Linked DNA regions of Homo sapiens: region 2 is linked to region 1. Evidence: chromatin loops called from intact Hi-C (ENCODE). Cell type or tissue: natural killer cell. All regions are shown on one strand. Links, peaks and the distances in the headings refer to the core of each region. The heading gives the core; the rest is flanking DNA. Region 1 overlaps LITAF (lipopolysaccharide induced TNF factor). Region 2 has its middle 26 kb from the start of LITAF.

What was found. A loop is a pair of places that touch in the nucleus more often than their neighbours do. Peaks named below come from ENCODE experiments on the same cell type or tissue, not always from the same donor. Only the 100,000 strongest peaks of a DNase experiment are listed, where the experiment ranks them.
Region 2: a loop joins it to region 1, with 3 times the contacts of the local background. A loop is called at or near these places in 9 of 110 quality-filtered maps.

The regions. Positions count from the first base shown.
Region 1 is chr16:11,557,383-11,565,710 of GRCh38, forward strand. The region is part of intron 1 of LITAF (lipopolysaccharide induced TNF factor); the gene reads right to left. Among named protein-coding and RNA genes, the nearest start is that of LITAF, 25 kb to the right of the region's middle. RefSeq lists enhancers at 2,836-3,690, 4,791-5,420, 6,051-6,680, 6,681-7,308. In natural killer cell, for the core only: no CTCF peak of the experiment used is centred there; DNase peaks (open chromatin) are centred at 159, 3,439, 4,029, 5,709 and 1 weaker place; H3K4me3 peaks cover 2,062 bases; H3K27ac peaks cover 7,046 bases.
Region 2 is chr16:11,608,949-11,617,276 of GRCh38, forward strand. It overlaps a transcript of LITAF not described here. Among named protein-coding and RNA genes, the nearest start is that of LITAF, 26 kb to the left of the region's middle. RefSeq lists enhancers at 254-303, 4,828-4,877, 4,845-5,139, 5,038-5,247, 5,383-5,990 and 1 more and a silencer at 6,062-6,235. In natural killer cell, for the core only: no CTCF peak of the experiment used is centred there; a DNase peak (open chromatin) is centred at 5,123; H3K27ac peaks cover 1,858 bases.

The DNA of each region.
Region 1 (8,328 bases), core at 143-8,142:
AGTCTGTAAAAATCTCAGTTGTACAATTAAAATGTATATACTTTTTTGTATGTGTGTTATAGTTTTGTTTTTTGTTTTGTTTTATTTTTTTGAGACAAGATCTGTCACCCAGGCTACAGTGCAGTGGTGTGATCTCAGCTCACTGCAGCCTCCACCACCCAGGCTCAGGTGATCTTCCTGCCTCAGCCTCCCAGGTAGCTGGGACTACAGGCATGTGCCCCCCCGCCCGGCTAATGTTTTCATTTTTTGTAGAGATGGGGGTCTCACTTTGCTATCTAGGCTGGTCTTGTACTCCTGGGGGCAAGTGAACCTCCCGCCTTGGCTTCCCAATGTGCTGGGATTAAAGGCATGAGCCACCGCGCCCAGCCTCTGTGTTATAGCTTTTTAAGAAGGAAATACACATAGACTCCAGTTCTCATTTTGAAAAATGAGCACCAGAGCAGCCAGGCACACATTTTCTTTTGTGAGGGCAAAGAAAGGATTTCCCTCCAGCCCTGGCAGAGCTGCTGCTCGCCTAGAATTACACCCTGCACCCAGAGTGTGCTCCTGTCTGATGTTCCATGATCCAGCAGCCATGGGGCAGCTGGAAGCAGACACAGTGCTGTTCTTTGTGTGGCTGTTTTTCTAACTGGGCAGGGTTCAGGCTGCCTTAGAAGAGCCATTCAAACCTGTCTCGGGAGAAATGGGAAATGAGGCTCCGGGGCAGCGAGCCACAACCACCACTCCCCTCTCCCGACACTGTCTGCCTCATTTTCTAGAACTCGTGGGAAGCCAAGGCAGCAATTAATCCCACTGCAGGGAGAAGGGTAGAGTCCTTCTCAGAAGCCCTGCCTCTAAACCAAGCCCCAAAGAGGAGACTTCTCTGGAGGAACCGAAGAAAGGGTATTCACCTCAAAGTGGAAACAGAGACCAGGTGCGGTGGCTCACCTGTAATCCCAGCACTCTGTGGAGCCGAGGTGGCAGGATAGCCTGAGCCCAGGATCTCAAGACTAACCTGGGCAACATGGTGAGACCCCCATCTCTAAAACAAAACAAAACAAAAGGGCTGGGTGCAGTGGCTCATGCCTGTAATCCCAGTACTTTGGGAGGTTGAGGCAGGAGGATCACTTGAGCCCAGGAATTCACCACCAGCCTGGGCAACATAGTGAGACCCTGTCTCTACAACGAATAAAAAAAGTAGCCAGGTGTAGTGGCACACACCTGTAATCCCAGCTACTTAGGAGGCTGAGGCAGGAGGATTGCTTAATCCTAGGAGGTTGAGGCTGCAGTGAGCCATGATCACTCCACTGCACTCCAGCCTGGGAAACAGAGCGAGACTCTGTCTCAAAAACAAACAAACGAAACAAAGTGGAATAGAGGCGGGGGAGTGAACGTGATAAAAAGAAAGTCAGTAAGTAAAGATAGGTTGGGGCTGCATTCTAGAAAACTTTGAAAGTCCCTTGGAGAACACGTGTTCAAGACTTCTTTCTATCAGAGTGCTGTCCAACAGAATCTTCTGTGAGGATGGAAATGCTCTGTATCTGCTGCCCAATATAGCAGCCACCAGTCACGTAAGGTTATTGGGCGTCTAAAATGTGGCTTGTGGCCGGGCACGGGGGCTCATGACTGCAATCCCAGCACTTTGGGAGGTCGAGGCAGTGGGATTACTTGAGCCCAGGAGTTCAAGACCAGCCTAGACAACATAGTGATACCCTCTCTCTACAAAATTTTAAAAATTAAAAAAATTAGCCAGGCATGGTGTTGCACACTTCTGGTCCCAGCTACCCAGGAGGCTGAGGTAGGAGGATCACTTGAGCCTAGCAGGTGGAGGCTACAGTGAGCCATGATCATGCCACTGCACTCTAGCCTGGGTGACAGAGCGACACTCTATGTCTAAAAGAAAAAAAGAAATGAGCTAGTGTGAGTGAAGAACTGAATTTTTTTTGTTTTAGCTTCTTTTTCATCTTTTTACTTGCCAATGAATTTTTACTTGTATTTAAGTTTAAGCAATTTAAATGTGAAAACTAACAATTCAATTATTGGGAAGCTTTTATGTAAGTCTGGGACAACTTGAATATATGAATCATTTTTTCAATGGTAAATTTGATGAACACTGAATATAGATCAAAATGTTTTTTGATAAAAATTTAGCATTCAATTTGGGATAGAATGTCAATGTAAAAATACACCCTGGGTTTCAAAACTTAGTAGGAAAAAATGAATGTAAAATATCTCATTAATAATTTCTTATATTGATATATTAAAATGACCACAGCTTAGATATATGAAGTTAAGTAAAATGTATTGTTAATTTCACCTGTTTCTTTGTACCTTTCAAAATGTGGCTACTAGGCCGGGCATGGTGGCTTACACCTGTCATCCCAGCACTTTGGGAGGCTGAGGCAGGAGGATGGCTTGAGCCCAGGCATTCTAGATCAGCCTGAGCAACATAGGGAGACACTGTCTCTACAAAAAAATTAAAAATTAGCCAGACATGGTGGTGCACCCCTGTGGTCCCAGCTACTTGGGAGGCTGAGGTGGGAGAATCACTTAAACCCAGGAGTTCAAGTGAGCCGTGACTGCGCCACTGCACTCCAGCCTGGGCGAGACTGTCTCAAAAATAAATAAATAAAAACAAAATAAATAAAAAAGAGGCCAGACACAGTGGCTCACGACTATAATCCCAGTACTTTGGGAGGCCAAGGCAGACGGATCGCCTGAGGTCAGGAGTTTGAGACCAGCCTGGCCAACATGGTGAAACCCCGTCTCTACTAAAAATACAAAAATTAGCCAGGTGTGATATTGGGCGCCTGTAATCCCAGCTACTCAGGAGGCTGAGGCAGGATAATCACTTGAACACGGGAGGTGGAGGTTGCAGGGAGCTGAGATTGCGCCATTGCACTCTAGCCTGGGCAACAGAGTGAGACTCTGTCTCAAAAATCAATAAATAAATACATTAAATGTGGCGGCCAGGCACGGTGGCTCATGCCTGTAATCCCAGCACTTTGGGAGGCTGAGATGGGTGGATCATTTGAGGTAAGGAGTTCGAGACCAGCCTGGCCAACATGGTGAAACCCCATCTCTACTAAAAATACAGAAATTAGCCAGGTCTGGTGGCGTGCGCCTGTAATCCCAGCACTTAACCTGGGAGGCAGAGGTTGCAGCGAGCTGAGATCACACCACTGCACTCCAGCCTGGGCCACAGAGCGAGATTCCATCTCAAAAAAAAAAAAAATGTAGCTACTAAAAAATTTTAAATGATGTAATGAAGCTTGCTTTCTGCTCCTAATATACAGCAAAGCTGTGAGCCGTGGGAGTCACAGAAGGTTATAGAGAAGGGGAAAGGCCCAACCCCAGAAAAGACAGATGAGACAGAAGGTCTTTAAGAGGAGCAAGAAGCAAAGTAGAGAAGGCCACAGAAGCAGGAGGGCAGGGTGGGGCTGTAATGAGATCGCAGGAGGTGTTTGTGAAAACAGGCTCTGGTTTAACACTGAGACATGGTGTAAAGTGGTTTGAGGCGTGTTGCTAGTTTCCTCTGACGTACAGGAACAGAAATGCAGCAGTCCCAGCTTGCCCCTAAACTCAGCGGACATCCCTCCCAGATGACCCCGGGAACCCCTGACATCTGCTTCTGGCTTTGTTGAAACTTCCAGCAAAGGGAACGACAGGGCACCCTGGGGGTCTGGAGTGACCTACATCCGGGTTGAACGTCGAGGACTCGCCGTCACAGCCCCAGACCCACCTCCATGATTTATGGTGAAAACTGACTCGTATAAAAACTTACAAGACCAGGAAAAGCCAGTGTGTACAGAAATCCTCAAGGAGCATGGTTGGTCGTGATTGCCAATGGAATGCTTTGAGGGAAAACAAGGCCTGGGGCATCCTAAACCTCCAAGAGGCAATGGCTGAATTCGGCAGCGGCGCAATTCCTGCAAAAACCACGGCCTCTCCTCCCAAAGTGAGGAAACTGCATCTTTACAGAGTCAACACACAGGTGTGGGGGATGGGAGGATGGGAGCTTTCTTTTGACGACCTTTAAAAGATGGGTGGGCCCCAGTTTCTCGTTTTGGAAATTAAGGCCTCGGCCACCGCCTCTCCCCCTTTATTGAGACCATCTTTCATGTGGTAACATCTTATCTTCTGGGATTTCGAGACACTGCATCTTCTGAGCATTGCTTTGAGATCAAACAGCCACACAAACACATTTATAATTCTGAAAAGAACAAGAGCAACAGGCCAGAATAGTAAAAAAGACTCATAACCGCTGGTTTGGAAGTTTTCTAAATAAATTCCACAGTCTTCCCTCCCTCAGGCCCCAAGGCCAGGAAATGCCACCACGGTTAGTCCCATTTTGTTTCCCTTGTTTTGCGCCTTCATTTCAATTTGGCTTATCTCCTGGGATAAGAGGCCCACCCACCAACCATCCCTCTCCTCATCACCCCCCATCCCCTCCTTATCACCCCCCCAACTACGAAACTCTTAGAACAGCAATTAGTCCCCCTCACCCTAAACTCACACACACACTCTCCACAATGTCTTTTTTTTAAAAAAGAGGGAAAGGGAGAAAGAAAGAGAGAAACAGGGTCTCACTCTATTGCCCAGGCTGGAGTACAGTGGCATGATCATAGCTCGCCACAGCCTGAAACTCGTAGACTCAAACAATCCTCCTGTCTCAGCCTCTGGAGTAGGTGGGACTACAGGTGTGTGTCACCATACCTGGCTATAACTTTTTAATTTTACTTAGAGACAGGGTCTTGCTAAGCTGCCCAGGATGGTCATAAACTCCTGGGCTCAAGTGATCCTCCTGCCTCAGCCTCTCAAAGTGCTGGGATTACAGGCATGAGCCACCGTGCCCTGCCTCTCCACACTGTGAACCTGGGAGATGGAGGCTGCAGTGAGCCGAGATCGTGTCACTGCACTCCAGCCTGGGTGACTGAGCGAGACTCCGTCTCAAAAAAAAAAAAAAAAAAAAAAAAAGAAGGAAGAAAAGAAATTCGAACACTTTTTGAACAAAGGGCCTCGCGTTTCCATGCTGCACTGGAGCCCAGAAATTAAGTAGCCAAATGTGACCGGTGGTGACAGAAAAGGAAAAGGAGGCATTCCTGATCCATGGAGAATTTTGATCTGACATGCCCAGCTGTGGAATCACTTTCACATCTATAAATATGCCACTTGGGATATCTTGGGGTCCCTTTTAGCCAAAAGTTTTCCTCATTCTACCTCTCAACAATTTGCTCAACGAAAGGTATTCTTGCCCAGGCATGTTGGATCACGTCTGTAATCCCAGCACTTTGGGAGGCCGACGTGGGCAGATCACTTGAGCCCAAGAGTTTGAGACCAGTCTGGGAAACAAATTCAGACCATGTCTCTACAAATGGTACAAAAATTAGCCGGGCGTTATGGCAGATGCCTGTGGTCCTGGCTGCTCTGGAGGCTAAGGTAGGAGGATCACTTGAGCCCAAGAGTTTGAGACTGCAATAAGCTAGGATCACGCCACTGCTCTCCAGCCTGGGTGACAGAGCAAGACCTTGTCTCAAAACAAAAGAAAAAAAAATAGAGTCACAAAATCATATATAAAGACAATCTTTAAAAATTTTTTTTAATTAAAAAATATATATTAGCCAGACACGGTTGCACAAACTTGTAGTCCCAGCTATTAAGGAAGCTGAGGTCGGAGGATTTGCTCGAGCCTGGGAGCTTGAGGTTACAGTGAGCTGTGATCACACCACTGCACTCCAGCCTGGGTGACAGAGTGAGACCATATCTCTACACAAAAAAATTATAATAATAATAATTTTTTTTTTTGAGTCAGAGTCTCACTCTGTCGCCTAGACTGGAACGCAGTGGCGTGATCTTGGCTCATGGCAACCTCCGCTTCCCAGGCTCAAGCAATTCTCGTGCCTCAGCCTCCCGAGTAGCTGGGATGACAGGTGCCTGCCAACACGCCCAGCTAATTTTTGTATTTTTTAGTAGAGACAGGGTTTCACCATGTTGGCCAGGCTGGTCTCAAACTCCCAACCTCAGATGATCAGCCCGCCTTGGCCTCCCAGAGTGCTGGGATTACAGGCGTGAGTCACCACGCCTGGCCAGAAATTATTAAAAACCAGAAAAATCATGAAAGGAAAATACACCCTCAGTGGAAGCAACACATTTGAACTCTGGAGGGATCACCTCTCTTTCTGCCTCCCTAATACATGAAAGTGCGTTTACTGTGCACTTTTATGCCACATACTTGATGCCATGCAAAAAATACCTGCCAATGATGGGTTCCAACTCATTCTGTCACTGGGCACCTTGCAATTCAAGGTGACCTGCTTCTTAGTAAACAGGCAATAGAACGTTAATGATCAGCCGAGGATGGAAAGTCACAAAGCTCAGCCCTCTCATATTGAGAAGAAAAACAATGAAATTCTGAGAGAGCTCAGAATTTCCCTGGAGGCAGGGTGCCCAAAGCTGCATATTTACTGCTTCAAGCCCTTAGCAAAAGACAAAGGGTTGGGGTGGGGGGCGTGCTTGTCAACCCAGACAGCATCTCCATCTCAGTTTTGCTTGTGTTTTTGTTTGAGACAGAGTCTCACTCTGTTACCCAGGCTGGAGTGTAGTGGCATGATTTCAGCTCACTGCAACCTCTGCCTCCCAGGTTCAAACGATTGTCCTGCCTCAGCCTCCCGAGAAGCTGGGATTACAGGCACGTGCCACTAAACCCAGCTAATTTTTTTGTATTTTTACTAGAGACAGGGGTTTCACCATGTTGGCCAGGCTGCTCTCGAACTCCTGACCTCAAGTGATCCACTCACCTCAGCCTCCCAAAATGCTATGGTTACAGGTGTGAGCCACCGCGCCCGGCCTCAGTTTTGTTAAAAGTGGAGGCAAAAAACCCAGGAACCCGCAGGGAGAAGCCACAGTGTCAGACCCAGCGATCATCCGTGCCCTTAACTGATATTAATGCACCGATCTGGAATCCTCGGGACGTGGAAATAAACTCCACGAGGGACCTCACTTTCAGCAACAGATCTGCTTCTAAACAATTCAGCCTCAACAGCCTCAGAATTCTCTGGAATAGGCCAGTGCAAGCTGCTACTTCGGGCACTCACAAGGTCCTGGGTGTCATCCTACTCCTTGCGCGCCCAAAACGGGTTCATTCAACGTTTGCACAATCAAACCTGCAGGTCAAAAGGTACAGTGTTCTAGATAGAATCTTGAATTTTTTTTTTTTAATGGGGAGATTGCAGGGGAGTGCAAGGATAAGCCTCACCCTGGGAAAACCACGTTCATGATTATGGTATCGCTCCTGCTAACTAAGTATGACCTTGAATCCTAAATGCAAAGGAAAAGATCAGACTTCGGGAAGCCCGGGGTGGCCAGCCTAGCAGTTTTATCACTGATCATTCCGGCTCCACGACAGCCCTGGAATGAACCTCGAAAGCACAAAAGGCTACAGATCAAATGATTCCACTGAGATGAAATGCCCAGAATAGGTGAATTCATAGAGATACAAAGCACATCACTGGTGGCCAGGGATGGGTGTACAGCAGTGGGAGGAAATGGGTATGGGGTTCTTTTGGGGATGATGAAAATGTTCTGGAACCAGATGGAAGTTGATGGTTGCACAATGCTACGAACTTACTAAATGCACTGAATTATCTTTTTTTTTTTTTTTGAGATAGAGTCTTGCTCTGTCGCTCAGGCTGGAGTACAGAACTTACTAAATGCCACTGAATTATCTTTTTTTTTTTTTTGAGACAGATTCTCGCTCCGTCGCTCAGGCTGGAGTACAGTGGCACAATCTTGGCTCGCTGCAACCTCTGCCTCCCAGGCTCAAGCAATTCTCCTGCCTCAGCCTCCCTAATAGCTGGGATTACAGGTGCCTGCCACCACACCCGGCTAATTTTTATATTTTTAGTAGAGACGGGGTTTCACCATGTTGACCAGGCTGGGCTCGAACTCCTAACCTCAAGTGATCCACCTGCCTCAGCCGCCCAAAGTGCTGGGATTACAGGCATGGGCCACCGCGCCTGGCCTTGAATTACTCACTTTTAAATGGTTATCTTTATGTGACTTTCTCTTCACTAAAAAGCGGGGGGCGGGGGGGTGGGGGGAGGTGCGGGGAGGAGACACTGCTGGAAATCTCTAATCTTACTATCCCAAGTCAAGGCCTTAAAACTGAGCCTCTAAGTTGGCTGCTGGTCTTGGTTCAGTCCATCCCGGGCCCGTTTGTTTAAAATCAAGCCACGTGGGTCTTTCTGACACCCCTCATTGTGCTCTTGACTAGCGCGACTCCCTGCTCCGGGTTTGTGGGGACTGAGAAGATTCCCAGGATGCACTGGTGCCCCTACCAACCGCACAGTC
Region 2 (8,328 bases), core at 288-8,287, 52 kb after region 1:
ACACACACACAAAAAAAACAAAACAAACAAACAAAAAAAAACGCACCGAGTATACAGTTCCATTGATGTGAAATGTCCAGAACAGGCAAATTCACAGAGACAGAAAGCGGATTCATGGTTTTAGGGCTGGGGGAACAAGGAAATTAGACAGCGATGGCTAAAGGGGATGAGGTTTCTTTTGAAGCTGTAGAAAAATGTTCTGAAACTGACAGTGGTGACAGTTGCACAATTCTATAAACTAAAAGCCTTTGAATAGTAGACTTTTTTTTTTTTTTTTAATACGGAGTCTCACTCACTCTGTCGCCCAGGCTGGAGTGCAGTGGCGAGATCTCAGCTCACTGCAACCTCCACCTCCTGAGTTCAAGCGATTCTCCCGCCTCAGCCTCCTGAGTAGCTGGGGTTACAGGCGCCTGCCACCACACTCAGCTAATTTTTTTGTATTTTTAGTAGAGATGAGGTTTCACCATGTTGGCCAGGCTGGTCTTGAACTCCTGACCTCAAGTGATCCACCCGTCTCGGCCTCCCAAAGCGCTGGAATTACAGGCGTGAGCCACCGTGCCCGGCCTGAATGGTATGCTTTAAATGGGTGAATTGTCCGGTATGTAAATTACGTATCCAAAACACTCTTGGAAAAAAGAAAAAGGGATAAAGGGAGCAAAGGATTCAGGCTGCAGGACTGGCTGTGCCACTTCCCGGCTGCGTGACCGTGAGCAAGTTACTTCACCTCCCAGAGCCTCAGAGGCCCCCATCTGCTACGGTTGAGAGATGCCTGCTGTTCAAGGGACCGTAAACATTTGTCCCTGGCATGCCTCCTTCCTGCCCACTTCTCCCTCACACTCCAGAAGCCTCCAGAATGTCTGCTGCAGGAATGGGGCAATTCCTTGAAATCCAAACGGAAAAGACCAGGCTTTCCTGGCCAGTGATGGAAACAAATTTTCACTGTCGTCCAAGGCCTGGATGCTGAAATCACACCCCACCTTCTCTCTCCAGGCCCAGAGGTCCCCGCCTGTCATTTACAGTTTCAAGGCACCAAATGACCCCAATGATTTGCAAAGGATTCCCTATGGCCACCAATCTCTGCAGCCTTCAATCCTCCCCACCCTAGTCCCCACTGCTCCTGATGGCTTTGGGGGGCCTCAGGGAAGCACAGAGAAGCTGGGACTCACCCTGCAAAATAATCCAGCCCAGGAGGACTGGGTGGTGGGGGGACCCCATAAAGAAGCAAGTGTGTGAGCAGCTCCTCCGCACACAATGGCCCCTCAGAAACCTGTCCCAGGGGAAAACAGGGGATCTCTATCGGCAATCCCTAAGAAAGAAATGTCTGTCTTCTTTCAGGACCTGCCCCCGCAGGCTCCAGGCCAAGAATGTCCGGCAAGGGGTCTATTAAGTTTCTAAAATTATGCCTAGGTTGGAGGGTTGGTGGGGGTGAGGATCGGGAAAGGACGTGGCGGTCGGGCAGGCAGGAAATCTTTATTCTGGTCCTTCAAGCCCCAGCCTGCACGCTGGGCAGTGGGAAGGGAGTGGAGAGTCCCTCCAGCAGATATCAGGATGGCTTGAGAATCAAAAGCTCTGTGCACATGGCTTGGCAGCTCAGTTGTCTTCAGACATTGCCACAGTGCCTTCCCAGAGTGCTCAGGTTTTCCCCCGAGCAAGGGAACAATGGGATGGAGCCCAACTTGAGCAGTAAATAAGAGGAAAAAAACCATCGCCCAGTGGTCATAATCTAGAAGTGGAAACAGGGTTGCTGTGTTGGGTTGTGCAGGTTGCGCACTGCACAAATGCAGGGGGCACTCTTCTCAAGTATGGAGTCATGCTTTGTACAACTCAGACAACCATTCAAGGCAACCTGTAATGTACCAGAAGGGGGACCAGCTGGCTCATGGGAGCAAGCCTTCACTCTTGGGTGGGGCTGGGGAAATGTGAATCAGTGGCCAATTTGTACATGGAAGACGGAACAAGACCTCACGACAGTGTCAGTCCTAATTGAAACACTTAGGACCCCTCTCCCCCAGCTACCGAAATCTAAGGGGTAGGAGGAGGGAGGAAAAGTCAAGGAGAAGGCGCCTAAAAATCTATGAGTCGTCCTACCTCCCAGATACGGTTTCCAGAAAAAAATACAGTACATGGCTAGGCATGGTGGCTCATGTCTCAGCACTTTGGGAGGCTGAAGCAGGAGGATCACTTGAGGCCAGGAGTTCAAGACCAGCCTAGGCAAAAATAGTGAGACAAAAAAAAAAATTTTTAATTAGCCAGGCGTGGTGGCACAAGCCTGTAGTCCCAGCAACTCGGGAGGCTGAGCTGGGAGGATGAATTGAGCCCAGGAGTTCGAGGCTGCAATGAGCCACGATCACCCCCCTACACTCCAGCCTGGGCAACAGAACGAGACCCTGTCTGCAAAACATATATATAGGATGCCCAGTTAAACTCAAATGTCAGAGAAACAGTGAATACTTTTTTAGCAAGTCCTAAATACAGCATGGGATATACTTATACTAAAAAATCATTTGTTGTTTCTCTGACATTTGAATTTAACCAGGCATCCTGCATTTTTATTTACTAAATCTAGCAGCCTTTCCCCTAGAGGACATCCCTATAACAATACTTTTTACCACCTACTATTGCCTGGAAATGGCTACTAAATTGCAGCCAATTGGGAGCAAATTTCCTCCAAGCATTTTTCTATCTTTTTTTTCTTTCTTTCTTTTCTTTTTCTTTTTCTTTTTTTTTTTTTTAAGACAGAGTCTCCCTCTGTCACCCAGGCTGGAGTGCAGTGGTGCGATCTCGCCTCACTGCAATCTCCACCTCTCGGGTTCAAGTGATTCTCCTGCCTCAGCCTCCTGAGTAGCTGGGATTACAGGTGTGCGCCACCATGCCTGGATAGTTTTTTTGTATTTTTAGTAGAAACAGGGTTTCACCATGTTGTCCAGGCTGGTCTCAAACTCCTGACCTCAGGTGATTCGCCCACCTCGGCCTCCCAAAGTGCTGGGATGACAGGTGTGAGCCGCTGCGCCTGGCCCTCCCATTTCGACTGTTGTGGGGTCCCACAGGATATGGAGTGTGACAACAACCCCCATCCAACGCAACTTAATGGCTTCCTTCTTCCTTCTTCCCCTCGGGGCTCGGAAATCACCACTCGCCTGGCAAAGAGGGTTATGTGGGTGCCCACACAGCCATGTCACTGAGAGGGTGGAAACAGGGTCTCAAAGTCCAAGGATCTCCTGGCACTGCCCACACCGCCAAAGCTCAGGACAGCCAACCATGTGCCAGGTTTGCTCAGCCCAGATCTAAAACGGGGGTCTCTCCAGTGAGTCAGACCAGGTCATTTCCCAGCCCAGGGACTCTGTGACTCCTGGGAGCCGCAGCAGGCTTTGGCTGCACCGTCCTCATCATTCTTGTGAAAAGGGGCCACCTGGGGGGCAGCCTGGAGGGTTGGTGAAGAGGTGTCTCCCTCCCTGGCTTGGCCTGGGCTCTCTGGAAGGCAGGTGAAGAATGAGGAAGGAAGGGCCTTATTGGGCAACTCCCAGCAGGTTTCTGTGGGAACGGCTGTCTGACCTCGTGTGGGTCACCTGCGGTTAGAGCAAACTGCACTGCATGCGGCCAGCGGGCGGCCAGGGCCGGCCCAGCTCAGGACGCTCACGTGCACAGAGAACCTGGATGGAAAGTTAACAAGGCCCAGGCAGGAGCCCTCGCAGAGACAGCAGACCTTCCCACCCCACTCCCAGCCCAGAACTGGCCACCCACTTCCCCACCCCATTCTCCCCTGACATCTCTGTTTGTCCACGTCCTTGAGAAGGGCGGAGGGACGAGGACAGACTGAAAAGAGATGTTTGGAGGATGAGTCCGCCCTCTTGGGGAATGATTTCACTGTGGAACCAAGCTTGGTTACACCAGAAGCTCTTGGGCACCATCTCAGGGACTCCCATGGCTCCTGAAGACTTGTGGGAACCCTGTGTCCCCCTAGAATCTTGACCTCCCAACCCTGCAAAAGCTGTCATCTTGGGGCACAGCCGATGGCCTGGGTGCCTCTTGATGGGCAAGGCCAGCCATTCAGGTGCTTCACTCTAGGTTTTTCTTTGGATTTTTTTTTATTTGTTTTTTGGGGTTTGTTTTAGATGGAGTTTCGCTCTGTTGCCCAGGCTGGAGTGCAGTGGTACAATGTCGACTCACTGTAACCTCCATCTCCTGGGTTCAAGCGATTCTCCTGCCTCATCCTCCCGAGTAGCTGGGACTACAGGCACCTACCACCACGCCTGGCTAGTTTTTGTATTTTTAGTAGAGATGGGGTTTCACCATGTTGACCAGGCTGGTCTCGAACGCCTGACCTCAAGATCACTCTAGTTTTTGTTTCCACTTCTGGATCCCCATGGGATGGAGAGAGACGGGACACTCGCATTGACAGAGAGACCAGACCTCCTGGGTCACCTGGGGGAATAAGCAATGCAGCCAGCTGCCAGGTCCCAGGGCTGCCTTCTCCTGACCATCTGGGCAATTCAGACACAGCTGGGTCTGAGGTGCCAGAGTGTGTTGTTCCGCCTGTTTAGACCTGCCCCACCTCGAAGACATCGGTGATTCACAATCTTCCCTAGAACGGACAACTCCTGGAGGGTGGGGCCCCTGCTGATTCAAACTGGGCTCCTATGAAAGCTCCCAGAGGGTGAGGGCAGTCAGGGAAGGCTTCCAGGAGGAAGTGGCTCTTGTTGAAGGCTAAGCCAGAGTTAGGTGGGAGAGGAGCAGGAAAGGTGTCCTTACAGGGAGCACAGCCGGACGGAGGGTGTGGCGTGTGCCGGCTAGGCAGTTCACACTGGTGGAACCGAGGGCACAGAGGTGGCTGGGGCAAAGCCCAGACAGAAAGGACATCTCAGAAATGAGGATCTGTACTCCGAGAGCCGGCCTCACCCTGCCACATGTTGTCAGATGACCGGGCGGGCCACTTCTCTCGCTGAATGTTTATTTCCTTATCTCTAAAACGGAACTGACAGTTGAGATCAACGCCTGTGTTCTGTGGGGTCCCTCTGCTTCCTGGCAGGTCCTGAGATTTGGACACTTGCACATGACTCATTCATTCCCAGCAACACCAGTCAACAGTGGAGCCGTTGTGCCCATTGTACAGACGGGGCAGCTGAGGCTTGTGCAGGCTCAGAAGGATGTCCTAGTCTCTCTCACTCTCCTTTCTCCCTCCTACGGATGCTGTGACAAATGACCACAAACTAGGTGGCTTAAAACAACAGAAACTGATTGTCACAGTTCTGGAGGCTAGAAGTCTGAAATCAAGATGTCAGCGGGCTGGTCCTTCTGGAGGCCTTCTCCTTCTCCTTCTCCTTCTTCTTTCCTCTTCTTTCTTTTTCTTTTCTTTTTTTTTTTTTTTTCTTGAGACAGAGTCTCACTCTGTCACCCAGGCTGGAGTGCAGTGGCACAATCTTGGCTCACTGCAACCTCCACCTCCCAGGTTCAAGCAATTTTCCTGCCTCAGCCTCCCAAGTAGCTGGGATTATAGGCACACACCACCAGGCCCGGCTAATTTTTGTATTTTTAGTAGAGATGGGGTTTCACCATGTTGGCCAGGCTGGTCTCGAACTCCTGACCTCAAGTGACCTGCCTGCCTTGGCCTCCCAAAGTGCTGGGATTACAGGCATGAGCCACTGTGCCCAGGCTTTTTCTGGTTTTTTTTTAAGATGGGGTCTTACTCTGTCACCCAGACTGGAATGCAATGGCACAACTTCAGCTCACTGCAACCTCCACCTCCAGGGCTCGAGATCCTCCCATCTTGGCCTTCCAGAGTGCTGGAATCACAAGTATGAATCAGTGTGCCCGGACTGTTTTCACCTTTCAGCTGTTACAAATATCTTCTTACTTCCTCTGATATGCCTACTAGAAAATTTAAACTTGCCCAGTGGCATGCATTACCCTGCAGCTGGACCAGCTCTGTTCTAGACGGCAGGCAGTTCTAACGGCAGGGAGTCAGTTCAGTGATTGTCATGACAGCGAATGCATGGCTTCCAGGACCCTGTGGCCCGCTGTCAGATGGGGCCGGGTCTGAGTGCCTCACTCACAGCTGCTTCTCCAGCACCCAGCCCAGCAGCTGGCACGGGGTGGATGACCAGTCGGTACACACTGGGAGAATGAATGAATGAACAAAGGAAGGAAGGAGAGACCAAGCTGGGGCTCTAGGAGAAAACGAGGCAGGAAAGTCCCAGGGGACAGTGGCTGAGGAAAGAACAGAGATCCCAGGAAGAAAAGCGACACCCAGAGCCCCATCTACCCTGGGGTGTAAATGGCATGGGCAACAACTCAGAGGAAAAGTAAAGACCTTGGGTGCGGTGGCTCACGCCTGTAATCCCAGCACCTTGGGAGGCTGAGGCAGGTGGATCACCTGAGGTCAGGAGTTCAAGACCAGCCTGGTCAACATGGCGAAACCCCGTCTCTACTAAAAATACAAAAATTAGCCTGGCATGGTGGTGCATGCCTGTAATCCCACCTACTCAGGAGGCTGAGGCAGGAGAATCGCTTGAACCTGGGAGGTGGAGGTTGCGGTGAGCCGAGATCACACCATTGCACTGCAGCCGGGGCAAAAAGAGTGAAACTCCGTCTCAATAAATAAATAAATAGCCAGGTGTGGTGGTGCATGCCTGTAATCCCAGCTACTCAGGAGGTGGAGGTTGCAGTGAACCGAGATTGCACCACTGCACTCCAGCCTGGGAGACAGAGTGAGACTATGTCTTTAAAAATAAATAAATAACTAAAATAAAATAATAAAAAAAGAAAAGTGAAGACCTATGTGGTATAATAAAAAGTATCTGCTTGGTCTTTGTTCCCTGTCACTGGTTCCTGGCACAGAGCTGCCAAAGCCCTTGGACCCTCCTCAGTGATTAGAGTATCTTTCGTATGCTAATGGGATGACTCAAGATGACTCAGTGTGGGGGTACCTAGATAGCTTTGGAATGCTTAGAGGGTTAGAAGGTTCAGTTCACCCACTCCTCACCTCTGGGGAGGGGAGAGGGACTAGGAGTTGGGTCCAATCACCAATGGCCATGATTTAATCAATTATGCCTACGTCACGAAACCTTGATAAGAACCACTAGATAGGTTTCTGGGAGCGTTCAGGTTGCCAAATACATCCACTACCTGGGAGGTGGGGCACCCCAACTCCACGGGGACAGTGGCCCTACATTCAGGGCCCTTCCAGACCCCACCCTATGCTCCTGTGCATCTGGCTGTTTGTATCTTTTATAATAAACTGGAATAGTGCTGGACACCGTGGCTCCCACCTGGAATCCCAATGTTTTGGGAGGCTGAAGCAGGCAGATCCCTTGAAGCCAGGGATTTGAGACCAGCCTGGGCAACATGGCAAGACCCCATCTCTAAAAAAATTTTTTATTAAATTAGCCAGGCATGGTAGCACGTGACTGTGTTCCCAGCTACTCAGAAGGCTGAGGTGGGAGGATTGCTTGAGGCTAGGAGGTTGAGGCTGCAGTGAGCTACGATTGTGCCACTGCACTCCAGCCATGGGTGACAGGGTGAGACCCTGTCTCAACAAAACAAAACAAGAAAAAAAAAAAGAAAAAGAAAGGGGCTTATGATGAATAACAAAAGATGTACCTCTCATCTTTGCCACTCAGGAAATTACGAGGACCTTAGAAGCTCTGTCAGGTACGTGAGGCAAAGACCAAATACATATTTCCTATTGTATCACAATATCACAGGCTACCCTCTGGCCTTTGAACACAAATCCCTTACAGTCAGATGATCATAAACATCAAAAGATGCCCGGAGTGGGCAACATAGGAAGACCCCATCTCTACAAAAATTCTTAAAAATTTACCGGGCATAGTGGTGCACACGTGTGGTCCCAACTACTCAGGAGGCTGAGGCAGGAGGATCACCTGAGCCCAAGAGGTTGAGGCTGCAGTGAGCTGTGACTGAGCTACTTAACTCCAACCTGGGAAAGAGAGCAAGACTCTATCTCAAAAAAAAAAAAAAAAAAAAGATGCCAGCAGGGCGCAGTGGCTCACATCTGTAATCCCAACACTTTGGGAGGCCGAGGCAGGCAGATCACCTGAGGTCAGGAGTTCGAGACCAGCCTGGTCAACATGGTGAAACCCCATCTCTACTAAAAATACAAAAATTTGCCAGGCGTGGTGGTGCAAGCCTGTGGTCCCAGCTACTTGAGAGGCTGAGGCAGGAGGATCGCTTGAACCCGGGAGGCAGTAGTTGCAGTGAGCCGAGCTCACACGAATACACTTCAACCTGGGTGACAGAGCGAGACTCCAACTCAAAAAAATAAATAAATAGAAATAAAAAAGATGCCAGCACATTGCTAAAATCCATCAG